Linked DNA regions of Homo sapiens: region 1 is linked to region 2. Evidence: read pairs that join two places in POLR2A ChIA-PET (ENCODE). Cell type or tissue: MCF 10A. All regions are shown on one strand. Links, peaks and the distances in the headings refer to the core of each region. The heading gives the core; the rest is flanking DNA.

Evidence for each region. Peaks named below come from ENCODE experiments on the same cell type or tissue, not always from the same donor. Only the 100,000 strongest peaks of a DNase experiment are listed, where the experiment ranks them.
Region 1: POLR2A ChIA-PET joins it to region 2 with 13 read pairs; 2 of 35 experiments call an interaction of 5 or more read pairs at or near these places.

The regions. Positions count from the first base shown.
Region 1 is chr5:72,429,414-72,437,856 of GRCh38, forward strand. No RefSeq gene overlaps it. Among named protein-coding and RNA genes, the nearest start is that of ZNF366, 74 kb to the right of the region's middle. In MCF 10A, for the core only: no CTCF peak of the experiment used is centred there; no DNase peak of the experiment used is centred there.
Region 2 is chr5:72,480,933-72,489,375 of GRCh38, forward strand. The region is part of intron 1 of ZNF366 (zinc finger protein 366); the gene reads right to left. Among named protein-coding and RNA genes, the nearest start is that of ZNF366, 22 kb to the right of the region's middle. In MCF 10A, for the core only: no CTCF peak of the experiment used is centred there; a DNase peak (open chromatin) is centred at 4,919.

The DNA of each region.
Region 1 (8,443 bases), core at 266-8,265, 52 kb before region 2:
CAGATTGACAGACTGATAATGGCCTCACAAAACTGTTAAGTTCATTTAGGACAGTGACTGCATCTGTAATGCTTACTCTGGGGTCTCCAGAGCCTCCCCAACACAGTGCCTGCCATGTAGCAGGTGCTCAATGAACATTCATTGAATGAGTAAATGAAGCTGTGGGTCCTCTTGTTTTGATTTCAAAGGGAAAAGTCTTGGTTGGCAAATACTACAGAAAAATTTTTAACTTTGAAACAAAGTATCAAGGCTTTGCATATGATGACTATAGCTTATCTTCAGTGGCTAAGTATAGGCTTTTATCACTAAATGCCTCATGTGAGTACTTAGCCACGTTGGTTCTTTCTCTCTAAACAAACAAAAGCCCCATAGAGGTTTTCTGGGGTTTTTGCTTGCTTGCTTTCTGAAGTTTTTACAGTTTAAAATGTGCAAACTTCAACAAAGGGGTAGACCCAGTAACTTGAATCCTGGTTGGATACATGTTCTGCTACTTCCCTGTGCATGCACATCACCACCTCCACCCACCCAAAGGGAAGATGCAGTGCTTGTCTACTATTCACAGGCAAGTCCTAGGAAAGATTAACCCACAATATTTGTGATGCAAGTTTTATAGAGGTCAACCAAGGGCACAGTTAGCTATTAGGTCACCTTGCAATGCAGGATAAAGGGAAGATAGGATCCAGGGTGGAAACAGAAAATGGAATGGTAAAACAGAAGAAAATGCCCTAACTAGAGTAAAGACTTGATATAGTTTGGTGTTCATCCCCTTGAATTCTCATGTTGAAATTTATTCCCAATGTTGGAGGTAGGGCCTAATGATAGGTGTTTGGGCAATGGCAGAGGTGGGGCTCCCTCATGAATAGACTAGTGCCCACCCACCCTGGGCAGAGGGGTGTGAATTCTCCCTCTGTTAGTTCCTGAGAGAGCTGGTTATTGAAAACAGTCTGCACCTCCTTTCTCTCTTGCCTCCTCTCTTGCCATGGGATGTCTGCACACGCTGGCTCCCCTTCACCTTCCACCATGAGTGGAAGCAGCTTGTGACCTTCGCTAGAAGCAGATGCTGGCACCATGCTTCTTGAACAACCTGCAGAACCATGAGCCAAATAAATCTCTTTTCTTTATAAATTACCTAGCCTCAGATATTCCTTTATAGCAACACAAAATGGACTAAGACAAAGCTTCTATTCAAAACCCAGATAGGGTCCTTGTTGTTTGAAGGATAAGAGGTACAGAACAACAGCACAGCTATAGGAATAAACCCCATATAATTCACTGGGCATCCAGTTTCTATTTATGAGGAGCAGGTACAGTTCATCTTTTATTTTTTATTTTTATATTCGTGAGAAAAGAAGGGAGATTATGAAAGTAAATATGGATCCCAGCATTAACAGCTGAATATATAAAGGAATTCAAGTGCTTTAATTAAAAAATTATGACCACAGTGAGATACACTTCACACCCATTGGGATGGCTATTATTAAAACATGGAAAATAACAAGTGTTGAATGAGGATGTGGGAATAATGGAGCCCTCGTGCATTGCTGGCGGGAATTTAAAATGGTGCAATTTCTGTGCAAAACAGATTGGCAGTACCACAAACAGTTAAACATAGAATATTACCACATGACCCAGCAATCCCACTTCTAGGTATATGCTATGGTTTGAATGTGTCCCTCAAAGTTCATGTGTTGGAAACTTAATCCCCACTGCCACATTGTTCAGAGGTACAACCTTTAAGAGGTGGTCAGGTCCTGAAAACTCTCCCCTCATAAATGGATTAATGCCATTATCTTGGGAGTGGGTCCCTTTCTCTCTCTCACCCATGTGATGCCTTCTGCCATGGTATGATGCAGCAACAAAGCCCTCACCAGATGCTAGTCCCTCAATCTTGGACTTCCCAGTCTCCAGAACCATGAGCCAAGCAAACTTCTACTGTTTATAAATTACTCAGTCTGTGGTATTCTTTCATAGCAGCAGAAAATGAATCAAGACAGTATATACTCAAAATCAAAATGGAAAGAACTGAAAACTGAGACTCAAATAAATATTTGTACCCCAATGTTCATAGGAGAATTATTCACAACAGACAAAACGTAGAAACAACCCAAGCATTCATTGATGGATAAATGGATAAACAAAATGTAGTATAAATATATATAATGAAATATTATTCAGCCTTAAAAATGAAGGAAATTGTGACATGTGCTATAACATGCATCAACTTTGAAAACATTATGCTAGTAAAATAAGCCTAAGATAAGGGACAAATATTGTGTAATTTCACTTCTACAGGGTACCTGAGTAGTCAAATTCAGAGTCAGAAAGTAGAATAGAGTTTACCAGGGGCTGGGGAAAAGAGATAGTGGGAATTATTGTTAAATGGGTGCAGAGTTTCTGCTTGGGATAATGGAAATTTTCTGGTAATAGTGGGGATGATTGCACAACATTGAGAATATACTTACTGCCATTGAATTATACACTTAAAATGATAAATTTTATGTTATGTATATATTTCTTTCTCTTTTTTTTTTGGAGACAGCATCTCACTCTGTCACCCAGGCTGGAGTGCAGTGGCGCGATCTTGGCTCATTGCAACTTCCCACGTTCAAGCAATTCTCCTGCCTCAGCCTCCCGAGTAGCTGGGACTACAGGAGAATACAGCCATGCCTGGCTAATTTTTTGTGTGTGTGTGTGTGTTTTTAGTAGAGACGGGGTTTCACCGTGTTGCCCAGGCTGGTCTGGAACTCCCAAGCTCAGGCAATCCGCCCACCTTGGCCTCCCAAAGTGCTAGGATTACAGATGTGAGCCACCGCACCTGGCCTGTATTTCTACAACAATAAAGATGATATTGTAAAACCTAAGAATAGGTTAATTATATTCACAATGTTGTACAACCATCACCACCATGCTCTGCTACCTCCCTCAGTGTAGGTCTGCCACAGTGCACAGCCAGGGGAAATGGAACCTGTTGGTGTTCATTGGCTGCTCAGTTGGCCTAGAATAGCTTTCCTACACCAGGAAATGGGGAGATGGGAATGCCAGTTAGCTGCCGAACCCACTAGAACGGCTCCACCACAACACAGAATTGCGGGGAAAGAGGGGCTATACTCCTCACCAGCTTCTCCGCTCAGCTCCTCCCCACTGAGCAGCAGCTGAGGGTGGGGGAAACTGTCGCCTGGATGCCCACCCAGGAGAGATCTTCTGTCTGTATAGGCTGGGGAGGTGGGAGTTGCCACCTGGCTGCCAAGCCCACTGGACAAGCCACCTGGAGCTGGGGAGGGGGAAGGGTGAAGATCCTAGCTTGATTGCCATGGCCTCTCACTGTTACTACTGAGTTTCTGTAGATTTGTTGAATAAATATTCCTTAAATTGTTGTAAGCCCTTTGGCCAATCACCAAAGATTTTTGAGTGATTGTCTTTTACCTGTTTAATAGATGTCTCCCTGGGAGAGAAGTTTCACTGGCATCATTACATTATCATTCTGGAAGCTCCTCTCTTCCTCATAGAGTTTTAATTAACCATAGTGGAAAATGCATCTTTTAAAATAGCAGCATTTTGTAGAAGTCCTCTTGAAGGCTTCTCCTGATAAATTCATGTATCAATCTTGGTCTGATGGAATTCTAAGGAGAAGAAGAGATAGTGGCTGTATCCAATTGCAAGTATATTTAAAACCTTGCTGAAGATGGTGTAGTAGTAGCCAGGCCCTTCGCTCAGAGAGCTAACAGTCTGAGTAAGGCAAAGCATTTGAGTAGATAAACCTGAGATCAAAAGTAAAGTATCCCTGCAGGAAGGTAAGGAGATTAATAGCATGGAGGCATATGGAGCTTTTGGAAATAGAGCCATTTGAAATCCACAAAATCACCTGTGTCTTCAGAGAGGGGCTTAGAGTGACTTCTAAGGGGATTAGACCCTGTTAACAGTGTGCTTCAGAGAGATGCATCAGTATACCTGACGAATGTTTATTGAATGTCCCTGGGGAGGCTGACATTGTAATTATCTGTTTCTGAGGCTCTGCATAACTTTGCTTTGATTTTTGCTTTTTTTTTTTTTCTGTAAGGACTTTGCCGTTACTGGGGATTTCATATTTCTTTTATTTTCAATTGGTTTTTAAGGAGGGAGAAGAGGCAATTGACTCTATGCCATTTGTATACAGTCTTGTAAAACCACTGCTGAAGATTTGAAATATTATTCTGACTTGAATAACTTGCCACTCCAAGTGAAGCTGTTTTCTTCGCTAGACTTGCCACAGTTTGGAAGGGAAGCTGTCCTTCAGCAATGATAAATGACACAGCAATTGTTTCTGCAAGTCCAGAATGATGAATAGATCTTGCTTCATCCAAAGCTTTATTTCCAAAAGCTTTGACACAAAGAGAGACCAATTTCATTATTGCTACATTCTAGAAGAAGAAACAAAACCATTTGCCAGCATGCTTAATATGATGAATTTCTAAGCTGAAAGCACTATCCTTGTAATCTTTTTGATGTCTCTTAATATATCTATCCATTTTCCTTACAAAGACCGTTTGTTTATTAAGATCCATTCTGTGAAAAGAGTCACATGGTGTATTTCAAACGTCCGTTTAAAATGATTCTTCAGGTATGATGCCAGAAGTTTTAATAGCCCTCCGCCTCCCCTTCACATTGCCTGTGTGATCTCTGGTGTGTCCTGCCAAGTACCCTCACTCTCTCACTTTCGTTGCCCAAGTGCATTCTGAGTAGCAAGGACTTCTGCTTGGACTCATTGTTTGGGTCAGGCTCAGAGAGAGCTCTTATGTTTTTTCTCATCAGCTAATAAAGATAAGGGGTGGCATCAGGGGAAGCATGCCTTAGAGATGAAGGGCAAATGGAGATCTTTGATTCAAAGAATGCGGCTCCATCACTTTCTCTCTTACATAAAAATTCTATTCATCCCACACTTCCTACTGCAAATCACATTGGTACACCATGACAATGCAGTAGATACACAAGGACTTTCCCACATCACACTACAAACACAGCCACCCTCTCTGGGGAACGTAAGAGAAACTTTTGGGCTTCCACTTCCCCTCCATTTGTTTGAAGGATCAAGAGAACACTGTTCCATTTTCAACAAAAATTAAAAAGGAAAATCATGAAAAGAGCCAACCTCCTCTTTTTTGTTTTCTCCCTTAATATATTGTTGCATCCAGGGAAGAGGAAACAGTGAGCGCCACTGATACTGGGTCCCCAGGGACCCCATAAGGGTCACTCCCCAGCTATCAAATGAGCATGTCTTCCTCCACTTGCAGAGTGAGTTTTTAACGGGAATGGAAGTTACTCTTGGCTCAGCTCTGATGTTGAAAAAAATAAAATAAAAAGAAAAGAAAAAAAGAAAAGAAAAAGAAATGCCACAGTGCTTCAGGGAACCAGGCTGTGTTCACACCTGGGTTTTCACAGGACAGAGATTTTTAGCTTTAAGGCTTTGGAGATTTGGAGAAAGGAGATTTCAGAAATCATTAGCCATGTTCCTGCCAGCCTCAGCAGGCCAGCTAAGAACAGTGTGTTCCTTAAGGGCAGGAACAAATTCCTTCCACATGTTTTGGTGTTTTTGTTTCTTCTTAACGTGCTATCAGTGATGCCATGGGCCAATTAACTTTGGGACTTAAAATGTGACGATATCTCATTTATTCTACACCGTTGCTAAATAAGATGATCATGGGATAAAATTTTCCAGGTAACTGGACTGTCATCCTTTGAGAACTGTATTTTAAAAATGGAAATGTATCTGGACTCCATTCAGTGAATAAAAACAATAAAGACTGTTAACTCTTTGATTGTGCAAGTTCATGTTCATGGGTGTATTACTTCATTGGCTGTATCAAAGATGTCCTCAAGGTCTATGGAGATGAAAAGGACTCTGCAGCCTCACATGATGGTCTTGAAATTCTAGCCTTTCCATTAGTTTTCTGATCTTCTAACTCAGTGTTCATTTGGCATTGTTATTCTGTCATTTCTTCCCAGAATCTGTGTCTGAGAAGCCTCATTGCCTTCCTCAGTCTTGACTATTTACTTCTTCACCAGTTGTAACATAGGCAAAACTGAGAGAAACCAGATGGACTTAGTTTTACATACATTACTTAGTAAATCTTCCCTCCTGCCAACTAAGTGAAGAGCACGGTTTTCATGACAGCATAAAAATCTAATTGATCCCTTCAGTCATTATGTGAGGAGATGGACTTTATATCAAGTGGCATTTTATTTTGAACTTAGAAAAATATGCATCTTATTACAATTTACCTTCAGTATAACAAGTCCATTGGACCTCCACGTCAGATTTTGAACCATTCATTTCTAAATTATTTGCTACCTCCTTAATCCAGGCCAGTATTATCTCTCAGAGATTATGGAAACTGCCTTTTGATGGTCTTCTAGCATCATCCTGGCTTTCTTCCAACCCTATCCACTATAGTCAGAATGAGCTTTCAAAAACTGAATCTCATTATTTCACCTCCTTGCTCAATGGCTTTCCATGTTAGCCTCACCTTGCCGCACACACCCTCTCCTGCTGTGCTCTACCACACCGTCTTAAGGGGTGAAGAGAGGCAATTGACTCAATCTTGTATGTATACACTCTTGCAAAACCACTGCTGAGGATTTTAAATATTGTCCTGACTTGGATAACCTGCCATTCCAAGTGAAACTGTTTTCTTCGCTAGACTTGCCACAGGTTGGAAGGGAAGCTGTCCTTCAGCAATGATAAATGACACAACAACAGTCTGTGCAGGTGGAAGATGATGAATAGATTTTACCTTATCTATCCCCTCATTTGACACAAGGTTGATACCAGTTTCCTAGAAGAAGAAACAAAATTATTTGCCAGAATGCTTAATATAATGAATTGTTAAACTGGCCATACTTTATATATATATATATATATATCTCCCAGGACCTTTGCATCTGCTGTCTGCTCTATCTGGAATGCTCTTCTCTCTTTCCCTGGCCTGTTTCTTCTATACTTCAGTTCTCAAATTAAATTTCACTTCCTCAGATAGGCAATTCTTCACCATTTTACTTAAAGTAGGCATTCACTATTATTCTCTGTCTAGGGTAGAGCATGTGGATAGACATATGAGAGTGAACACAGAGTATGAAAATCTTTATATCACATGTTAATACACATCATTAGATAGCATCTACCATGGAGTAGACATTAAATAACCTGGCAGACAAAAATGACCTCACCAGTTGACTTCAGCCACCCCAGTGCTGGAGCAAAGAACATGTGAACAAAGTAGCCACATTGGCAGACATTACACACGGGTCCAACAGCAAGAACTGCATTTACAAAGGCTGATCTAGCTACTACCACTGCTGGATATCCAACATGCCAACCATGAGGACTGGTGATGGGTTTCCAGTATGACACCACTGCTCAAGAAAACCAATCAGTCACTTGGTAAGATGTTGACTCTAATGAGCTCCTTTCATCCTGAGGGGCCAGTGGTTCCTCATTACAGGCATAGACACATACTCTGGGTATATGTTTGCTTTTCTGCTCATGGGAACTTAGCCAGCACTACTATGCAAGGGATGGGGTTATGGAATGCTTGCTATGTTGGCATAGAATCCTATATAACATCGCATCAAGCCATGGCCTTCAGCTTATAGTAACTGAGGTTAGAAATGAGCCCTGGCCACAGGATCTACTGATCATATCAAATATGCACCACCCAGAAGTGGCTAGCTCCCTACAGTGCTTCTTGGAGGCAATACTCTGGAAGGATGGGGTGCCACCCTCTGGTATATAATTGAATCAAAGACTTTTATGTGCTGCTATGTCCTAATAGAAAGACTGCATAGGTCCAGGGACCAGGAGAGGAAGTGGGAGTGGCCCCGCTTGCCATCACTCCCAATAACACTCTGGGGTGATTGGCGGGTTGCAGGGGGTGGTGGTGTTGTACTTCTTATCATGTAACTCTGGGCTCTGCAGGGTTAGAAACTCCCATTCTCAAAGATGGTACACTTTCACCTTGGAACATAGCAAGAGTATCATTAAATTATAAGCCACAGCTGCCACCTGGACACTTTTATTCCTTGCCTCCAGGGTACAGAAGACAAGGAGAAGACAATCACCATCTTGGCAGAGGTAATTGACCTGATCATCAGGAGGAAGTAGGGCTGTTGTTACAGTGGGTCAGGAAGTATAGTATTGAACCCAACGACCTACTTAGGCTCATTTTGATACTTCCTGGCCCACTTGTGATGTTAAATGAACAGGCACAGCAACCTTATTCCGCAAAAGGCATATGTCAAATAGCATATGAGCTGCTGTAACGAAACACCATAGACTGGGTGGCTAAAACAACAAACATCTATTTCTCACAATTCTGGAGGCTGGGAAGTGCACATCAAGATGCAGGCAGATTCAATGTCTGGTGAGGGCTCTGTTCCTGGTTTGCAGAGAGCTGCCTTGCTACATCCTCAC
Region 2 (8,443 bases), core at 352-8,351:
GTATATCGTATTGCCTAAGAAGTGAGCCCTGGGCCAATTCACAGCTTGTGAACTTCATGTGGAGAAAGAGTGCGGGAAATATTGAAGGACGGAAGGAACACCATGTGTGGACACCCTAAAACGGACAGGTGACTCAGCTCTCTGGGTGTTAGAGGGCTATTGGCAAATAACAGCCGTAATAAAAAGCCCGTGCAGCCTCATGGTTAGCAAAGAACAGAAGAAAGTCCTGAAAGCAGTAGAGATAAGCTGGCTACTGATCAGATATATTAAAAGACAAAATGTGTTGGTACCCGAATTAGATTAAGGTGAACAATTCTATATAATTTATTTTTAATGACCTTTAAATAGTATAATTTATTACCATTGTAAATAGAAGGCTGAAATATCTAAGAAAGAAAATTAAAATAATCAATAATACTACCACCAAGAGTTACTGTGTTAATATTTTGGTCCGTTTCTTTCAAGTCTTTTACTATGCATGAATATATTTTCTTTTACAGCACTACTTATTATATATCTCTATGCACTAGACAAATAGCACTGCGGTAGACAACTTTGTTCATAAATCCTTGTTACATCTCTATCATTTCCTTAGATTAGATTCTCTAGAAATAGAATTACAAAGTGAAAGTATATTAATTTTCAGGTCTTAATACATATTGCTAAATTGTTTTCCCAAAAGATCAACCTAATTTATACTTATATTACTCATTTCTATAAATGTATCTTTTTGTCTTCTGTGACTCCTTTTGTTTTCCACCTGACATTAAGTAAGCTCCTACATTTGACCCAACATTATAATAAGAATAAGAAACAATTCTAGGTTTATTGAGATAATTATTTCATGACGTTGTGCTAACTTACACTGAGATAACTCCCAATTCTTTCAAAATTTTCATACCCATTAGTATGTTTAGTTCCCCCCAAACCCCTGAGGTGAAGAGAATTAATTATAGAATGTTTAGTGCATGGGAAAGGGTTTCTGATATCCTCTAGTTCAGGTTTCATTCATCCGATAGAGGCATGGGCAAGATATGAGAGTTTTAAAGTTCTAGAGTCCAAGTGTCAGGAATCTCGGTTCATATATTCCTTCTTACTGGATGACTTTGACTCTATCCTGGTCCGTGTAAAGCTTTGTATCATTCTTAATTTCCTCCTCCTCTGCACTGTTTCATCAGTCCATTGGGAAGTACACCATTAGGTTTCTTGCTCTTCCAGGAGTATGAAAATAACTAGAAATCTGGACTCGGACTCATAAGTAGAGACAAAACAGTCTTGAAATGAATGTTTTACCTATGATGTGGGTGAAAACCTAGAAAAGATCCCCCAACATCATGTAATGAGCCAATGAAGTTGAGAGAGTCAGATCTGTGCTTAGGATAAACTTGATAAACCAAAGTAGTCAAGGGGAAGTTTAGTAAGAAGAAGTGTAGGGTCCCAGGCTCAACGTATTTCAGTATCAGACTATTCTGACAATAAGGACTACCAAATGCTGACATTTGCTGGGACTCCTCTGGATAATTCTCACCTGCTTCTCTGATTTAGGTAGCATAAGTGAGTTCTTTCAACAGACAGGGGACACCTTCCAGGGAAACCATCTATGAGCCCTAAAGATTGAATATTCTATGTTGCAGATTATCATCATGTTAATGTATTATGGGATTACAATACATTGCTTAGAGCTTAAAACAGCACTGTGCAGGTGTTTGAGCATCAACCTGTGGTCCACCACAGGCTCCGGAGAGCTGTTGCCTTGTCTTCCTATGGCAGTCAAATTTATTTTATTTAGAAACATCACAGTTGCATTTCTATTTTGTGTGTGTGTGTGTGTGTGTGTGTGTGTGTGTGTGTGATTTTAAATTCTGAGAAACCTTCTCTTAAAATGCCTGACATTTAAGAAAATCTGGCACTGTATTGCCACCACTGAAGCCAAGTATCACATGTGTAGAAAGTAGCACAGTTTGGCATGCTGAGTGTGCCAAATTTCCCTTAAAATTAACATTTGCACCGTATGTTAGTACCCTAAACTCAATACTTTTTTGGCTGATGAAAATGCAAAAGGAAAACATTTCCAGACTGAGTCCTGTTCTCTTTCTCTGTAGATGCTGTTTTAAAGAAATTAGCAGTAGTCTTCCTTTGGAAGTAAAAATGAGTGCCTGCTGTAATTCATGGTGAGAAGTCAGGCATCCAGTGGTGTCAAAGCTAGAAGATCCATGCTGGTCAGGCAAAGGTACCTGAAGGTGTCAATCCTGCAAGATTGTCCTGTGCTCTCCATTTACCATTCAGCCCCTCACAATGTCTTGGGTAGTAACTCAGAGGTGAGGTCCAGCTTCTTCATCCTCTATCATGATGTTTGAGAGGGTAAAGTGAACAGGTGGAGACAAGAAAGCTCACACTGAACTTAGAGCATTATGCCAGACATTTAGATAATGCCCAGGCAACCCAGGGTAACAAGAGACCTATACCCACCACTGTGGTGGGTCCCAGATGCTGGCTTCCTGGCCTTTGAGGTCACATTCCCTCTGAGATCCTTCCTCAGATAGCCCCTACCTGTCTCTGTGGCATGTAGCTTCCACAATATGAGAAGAAGTAACATTCTTTGTGCCTGTGAGCCAAGCATCTGCACCTTTCTAGATTTTCAGTGTATTTTGTACAAACCAGTGATATATCGCCATGCTCCCTGGACACCTGTGTGGCTCTGGCAGAGTTTGGGGGCTCTCCTTGAATCACAGGGGAGACAGCCTTTCACTTCTAGATATTGATCCTAAACTGTACCAAGGGGAAGGATGAGAGAACAAAGTTGTGTTACTACTAAAACTGCCAGAGATATTTAAACTGTGATGGGAATGATGGGCCTGGGGCTTCATCCCACTGGAGTATTAAGTAAGAATCATGTGCTCCTGGCCCTCAAGCAGGTTTTTTCATCTGTACCATGAGGGATACACAGTATTTAAGGGGAAAGTTTAAAATCTAAGAAAGTCTGAAGATCTACTTAAAAAAAAAACTTTTTATTAAGGAAAAGTTCAAACTATGAAAGTAGACAGAATAATATCTGTCCTTATACTTAGTTTCAATTCATGACCAATCTCATTTCATCTATACCTCACTCACTTTCCCCACCTTCCGACTGGGATGCTTTTGAAACAGATCCATGACATCATATTATTTCATCTATAAATATTTCAGAATGTATCTCTTAAACATGGGTAATTTTTCTTAAAACTTAGCCACAATAGTATATTATACCTAAAACTCAATAATTTCATTAATCGCCGGGCGCGGTGGCTCACGCCTGTAATCCCAGCACTTTGGGAGGCCGAGGCGGGCGGATCACGAGGTCAGGAGATCGAGACCATCCCGGCTAAAACGGTGAAACCCCGTCTCTACTAAAAATACAAAAAATTAGCCGGGCGTAGTGGCGGGCGCCTGTAGTCCCAGCTACTCGGGAGGCTGAGGCAGGAGAATGGCGTGAACCCGGGAGGCGGAGCTTGCAGTGAGCCGAGATCCCGCCACTGCACTCCAGCCTGGGCGACAGAGCGAGACTCCGTCTCAAAAAAAAAAAAAATAATAATAATAATAATAATTTCATTAATCATTTAAATAGTCAGTATTCAAATTTCTCTAGAAAAATTCAACTCTTTTGCTTTGGAATGAAGGCCATTTTGGAGTTTTGTCAGTTCACTATTGAACTAGTCAAATTCCACCTTTCAGATATCATAGAGGTGTTAAGGTTGAAAGGAAAGATCTCTTCAGGAGCGATGACAAGAGAAGGAAAAACTATTTGGACTTCCTTATCCAGAGTCAATGATCATTAAGACTGAAAGGGTAAGTACCCATTACCCAGCCCCATCACACTTCCTTATTGTAGACTGAGGCACAGGATAGTAAGCTGATGTCCCCAAATGCACACAGCTAATTAATGACAAAGTATTCAATTTTAAAATGCAAGAGGCTCTATTTAAGTCTTACCTGCTTTTTAAATTACCATAGAAGGACCTATATTTCCAGTGCTTTGTTCATGACTTTAAAATGTGTGTGGCTTGATGGTTTAGAGCTGTGCTGTATAATTCAGTACTCATCATTAGCCACGTGTGGCTTTTGAGCACATCAAATTCAGTTGACCTGGATAGAGGTACGCTGTACATGTAAAATGCACACTGGATTTCAAAAATTTAGTAAAAAAACATTAAAAAATGTTTAGTAATTATTGTATTCTCTTGATTAAATGCGGAAAAAATATTTTTCAACATTGACACTCAGCACATGTTAGAGTGGTCATTTTACATGGATTTGTGTGATTATTCACTTAATGTCTGACTCTCTCCATACTGTTTGCTCCATGAGGTCAGGGATCCTGTTAGTTCACAGTCACTATTGTGCCTGCCCCATAACAGACCCTCAGTTAAAGAAAGGAACAAAGGAAGAACAACTGGAATCCTGCCTGCTCTAGCTGTGTCCCTTCCTTCTTTATTACCTCTTCCCAGTTCACTAATGTGTTCTTGGACAGGCCATCTGAGTAACCTGGTATATGAATTAGCAAATCCTACGGGCTCCATTTTCAATGTCTGTCTAGAATCCAAGCACTTCTCACCACTTCCACTGCCTCTATCCTGGTCAGGCCGCCAGAGGTTCCTTCCAGGATCATTGTAACAGCCTCCTGACTCTTCTCCTGTCTTCTCCCTTGGGCTCCTGTCTGCTCAACACAATAGTCAGGCAGGTTCTATTAAAATGTAAATCAGATCTTGTTATTCCCCTGCTCAAAACTCTCTAGTGATTTTCCATCTATTTCAGAGTAAAAGCCACAGTCCGCGCCGTGGCCTACAAGTCTCTACATGAAGTTTCTCCCTGTTACTCCTATGATCTCATGCCCTACCACCTGCTCACTTGCTTCTTCCACTCCCACTCTCCAGCCTCTGGTTGTTCCTGGCACACACCAGGCATTCTCCTACCCCAGGGCCTTTCACTTGCTGTTCTTTCTGCCTGGACAGCTCTTCCCCAAGATACCCACGTGCCTCTTTTGCTTCCTTCAAGTTTTTACACAATACTGTGTCTGAAGTGAGGCCACCCGAACTCTGGCTATCAAGCACTCCGTATTCTCTCTCCTTCCTGACTTAATTTTTCTCCATATCTTCTAACACACTGTGCACCTTACTTTAGTCATTGTTCATTTTCCTCCACTAGAATGCAACTCTGTGTACACAGGAATATTTGTCTTTTGTTTCCTTATATATTCCTGCTGCCTAAAATAATGTTTCGTGAGAGGTTGTTGCCTGGTAAACATCTGTTGACTGTGAGACTAAAGCTTAGCCTATGCACCTGAAAAATAGGCAGACTTGAGACCAGCCATTGGGCTTGAACATGCAGAATTGGCCTGTGCTGTCAGTGGGACCAACTCAGCTCTACCTTGGTGCTAGTTCAGGAGACTTGGAGGCTCCTTGCACTCAGATTGGCTGCCCAATCTTACAGCTCAGTTCTGATGACTGTGAGGCCCAAGGAAACAGTTTGGATTCAGGGAGGGTCTAACTGGCTCCTCCCAACATCCTGTGTACCTCCCCTGCCCTACACCACCACACACAAATATACCACAACATTCTCTCCCTTCCCAAGGACAGACTTGGGCTATTTCTAAAAGTGAGATTCTGATCCAAAACAGTAGCCAACACATAGTGCATCCCATGTGTACAGGAAAGGACAGGAGACCTCTGAGCAATTTCCTGGCCTTACATTTTTCCATTCCAGTAAATGAGGCCTTCTTTAGCTCAGGAATCTGTCTCTGAACCAAGCCAATGCTGTAATGGTGCATGCCATTTGTTACTGCCTGGCTTATATCTTTGTTCTTTTATTTTCCTTTTCTTTTTTTTTTTAGATGGAGTCACTCTGTCACCTAGGCTGGAGTGCAATGGCCTCTGATCTGGGCTCACTGCAACCTCTGCATCCCGGGTTCAAGCGATTTTCCTGCCTCAGCCTCTTGAGTAGCTGGGATTACAGGCGCCTGCCACCACGCCTGGCTGCTTTTTGTATTTTAGTAGAGACGGGGTTTCACCATGTTGGCCAGACTGATCTTGAACTCCTGATCTTGTGATCCACCCGCCTTGGCCTCCCAAAGTGCTGGGATTACAGGCATGAGCCACTACGCCCTGATTCTTATTTTCCATTTTAAGTGATCAACAATTAGGTTCTTTCTGTCATGAAGCTTTGACAACCAGCTCTTCCAGTTGGCTACCAGTTTAGGCATATATAATGCTACCGGAGAGTTTCCTTCCTAAACTGGCATTTTATTCAATAATGCATAATACTGAAATTGAGCTCTCTGTCTTCAAAGAGTTTTGCAACTTTACACCTCATTAGGCTGAGCAGTGCTTGAGCTCGTGCTTTATGGATTGGACCCCAGCAAGGTTAAACAATTTGCCTCAGGCTAAAACCTGCTTTGCTCTAAACAAAGTACTTTGTCTTTTTTAATGAATCAGAAAAATATAATGAATAAAAAATGTGGTTCCCTAACAACTATGTTTTCAGTAATTTGATTCCAAGTCATTTCCATATGCCTTTTAAGGCCATATTTGGGGTTCTTCCTAGTCTTCTGATATCATTTCACAGTCCTTCTCCCCTCCTCTCTCCCTCCTCCTCTTTTCCTTTACCCTCTTTGGCTTCTGGGATACTCTAGCTGCCAAGGGTCAACTACCATGCCCTTAGCCTGACAGCAACCCTTGTCCCTCTCCCTCAGGGACCCACTTTCAGATAAGCATATTGCTGTTAAAAGATGGGGAAGGCTTAAGCTCAAGTTCCTAGGTGTGGTGGAAACCACAGAATAAGTTAGTGTATCTTTTGGCCTATGTAGTAGTGGACAAATATGGGTATTTTGCAAAATGCAAAATACCAGGACAGGTTAAAGTCTGAAATTCTACCTGTGGCAGACTGCTTAGGATTTCTTCTTCATATTTTTCTCCCCCATTAGAAATAGGAAAGTCTGAGAAGAACTGACATAACAGGGTACTGGGTGCGGTGGCTCACAGCTGTAATCCCAGTGCTTTGGGAAGCTGAAGTGGGTGGATCACTTGAGGTCAGGAGTTCGAGACCAGCCTGGCCAACATGGTAAAACCCCCTCCCTACTAAAAATACAAAAAAATTAGCCAGGTGTGGTCATGCACACCTATAGTCCCAGCTACTGGGGAGGCTGAGGGGAGAGAATCGCCTGAACCCAGGAGGCAGAGGTTGAAGTGAGCCAAGATTGCACCATTGCACTCCAGCCTGGGTAACGACAGAGTGAGACCCCATCTGAAAGAAAAAAAAAAAAAACTTACATAGCAGGGTGTTTCCTCTGGGTTCCAGGAGGAAGAAATGCTGGAATTGATTTTCTAAGGGCTGGTGGCATCAGTCTTTAAGTATTGTTATTTTATTGCTCCTTTGAACAAAGATTTTTTTTCCTGGAGACTGTTTTGGGTGAAAAAAATAGAGGGAATTTGGGAACATCCCTTTCCCTGGATTATGAACATCCAACAGGCAGCAGCCTTACCAAAGTAAGAGCAGAGTAACTCTTTTCTTATTATTTAACAAATAAAAGTAATAAGCAAGGAAATCTATGACACTTGAAACTAGGATTAAAAAGAAAAATCTAGCATGTGTTCAAAGATACCGCTTCTTTTCATATGATTTCACATCGAATGTGTTGAATCCCTTGAAGGAGAATTGAAGTGGGTAAAACGAAATAATAGCTGAGCCACAGTGATTTAGATTTTGCTTTAACCTGTCCACATCTGGGGCATGTGCATACCCCCTTAAGCCCCAAGAACACTTTAGCCCAGCAACCGCATTTGGAGAAGAGGTTGGGTACCATGTATGGAACATGCTTGTGAAATGCACCCACTATAGGAGAGCAAAGAGCTCAGAAGCTGACATCACAAAACCTGGCCTTGAAAGCCAGCTCCATCACTTCCTAACTTCCCTAAGCCTCAATTCCTCAGCTATAAAACAGAGACAATAATACTTTATTCATGAAATATTTCTAGCTCTTCTTTTGGGCACATGGTTGTATTGCATTTTCCTATCCCTTTATAGGCAGGCATGGCACATGACTTGCTTTGTGTAATAAAATGTGAGCACATGAGCACAAATGACATGTGTCATTTCCTTGTGGAATCTTTAAGAAATAGCCCACAATTCTGGCCAGATGTGGTGGCTCATGCCTGTAATCCCAGCCCTTTGGGAGGCCAAGGTGGGTGGATCACTTGAGCCCAGGAGCTCAAGACCAGCCTAAGCAACACAACAAGACCCCATCTCAAAAAAGAAATTAAGAAAAAAAAAAAGAAATAGTCCACAATTTCATATTATTTTCTGTCTGTCTGCCATAGCAACCTGAAACATTTCAGATAACAGTTACTCTGTCAGTCTAGGGCCCAAAGGTAAGATGACCTGGATTTATATAGTGGATATGTAATACAAGTAA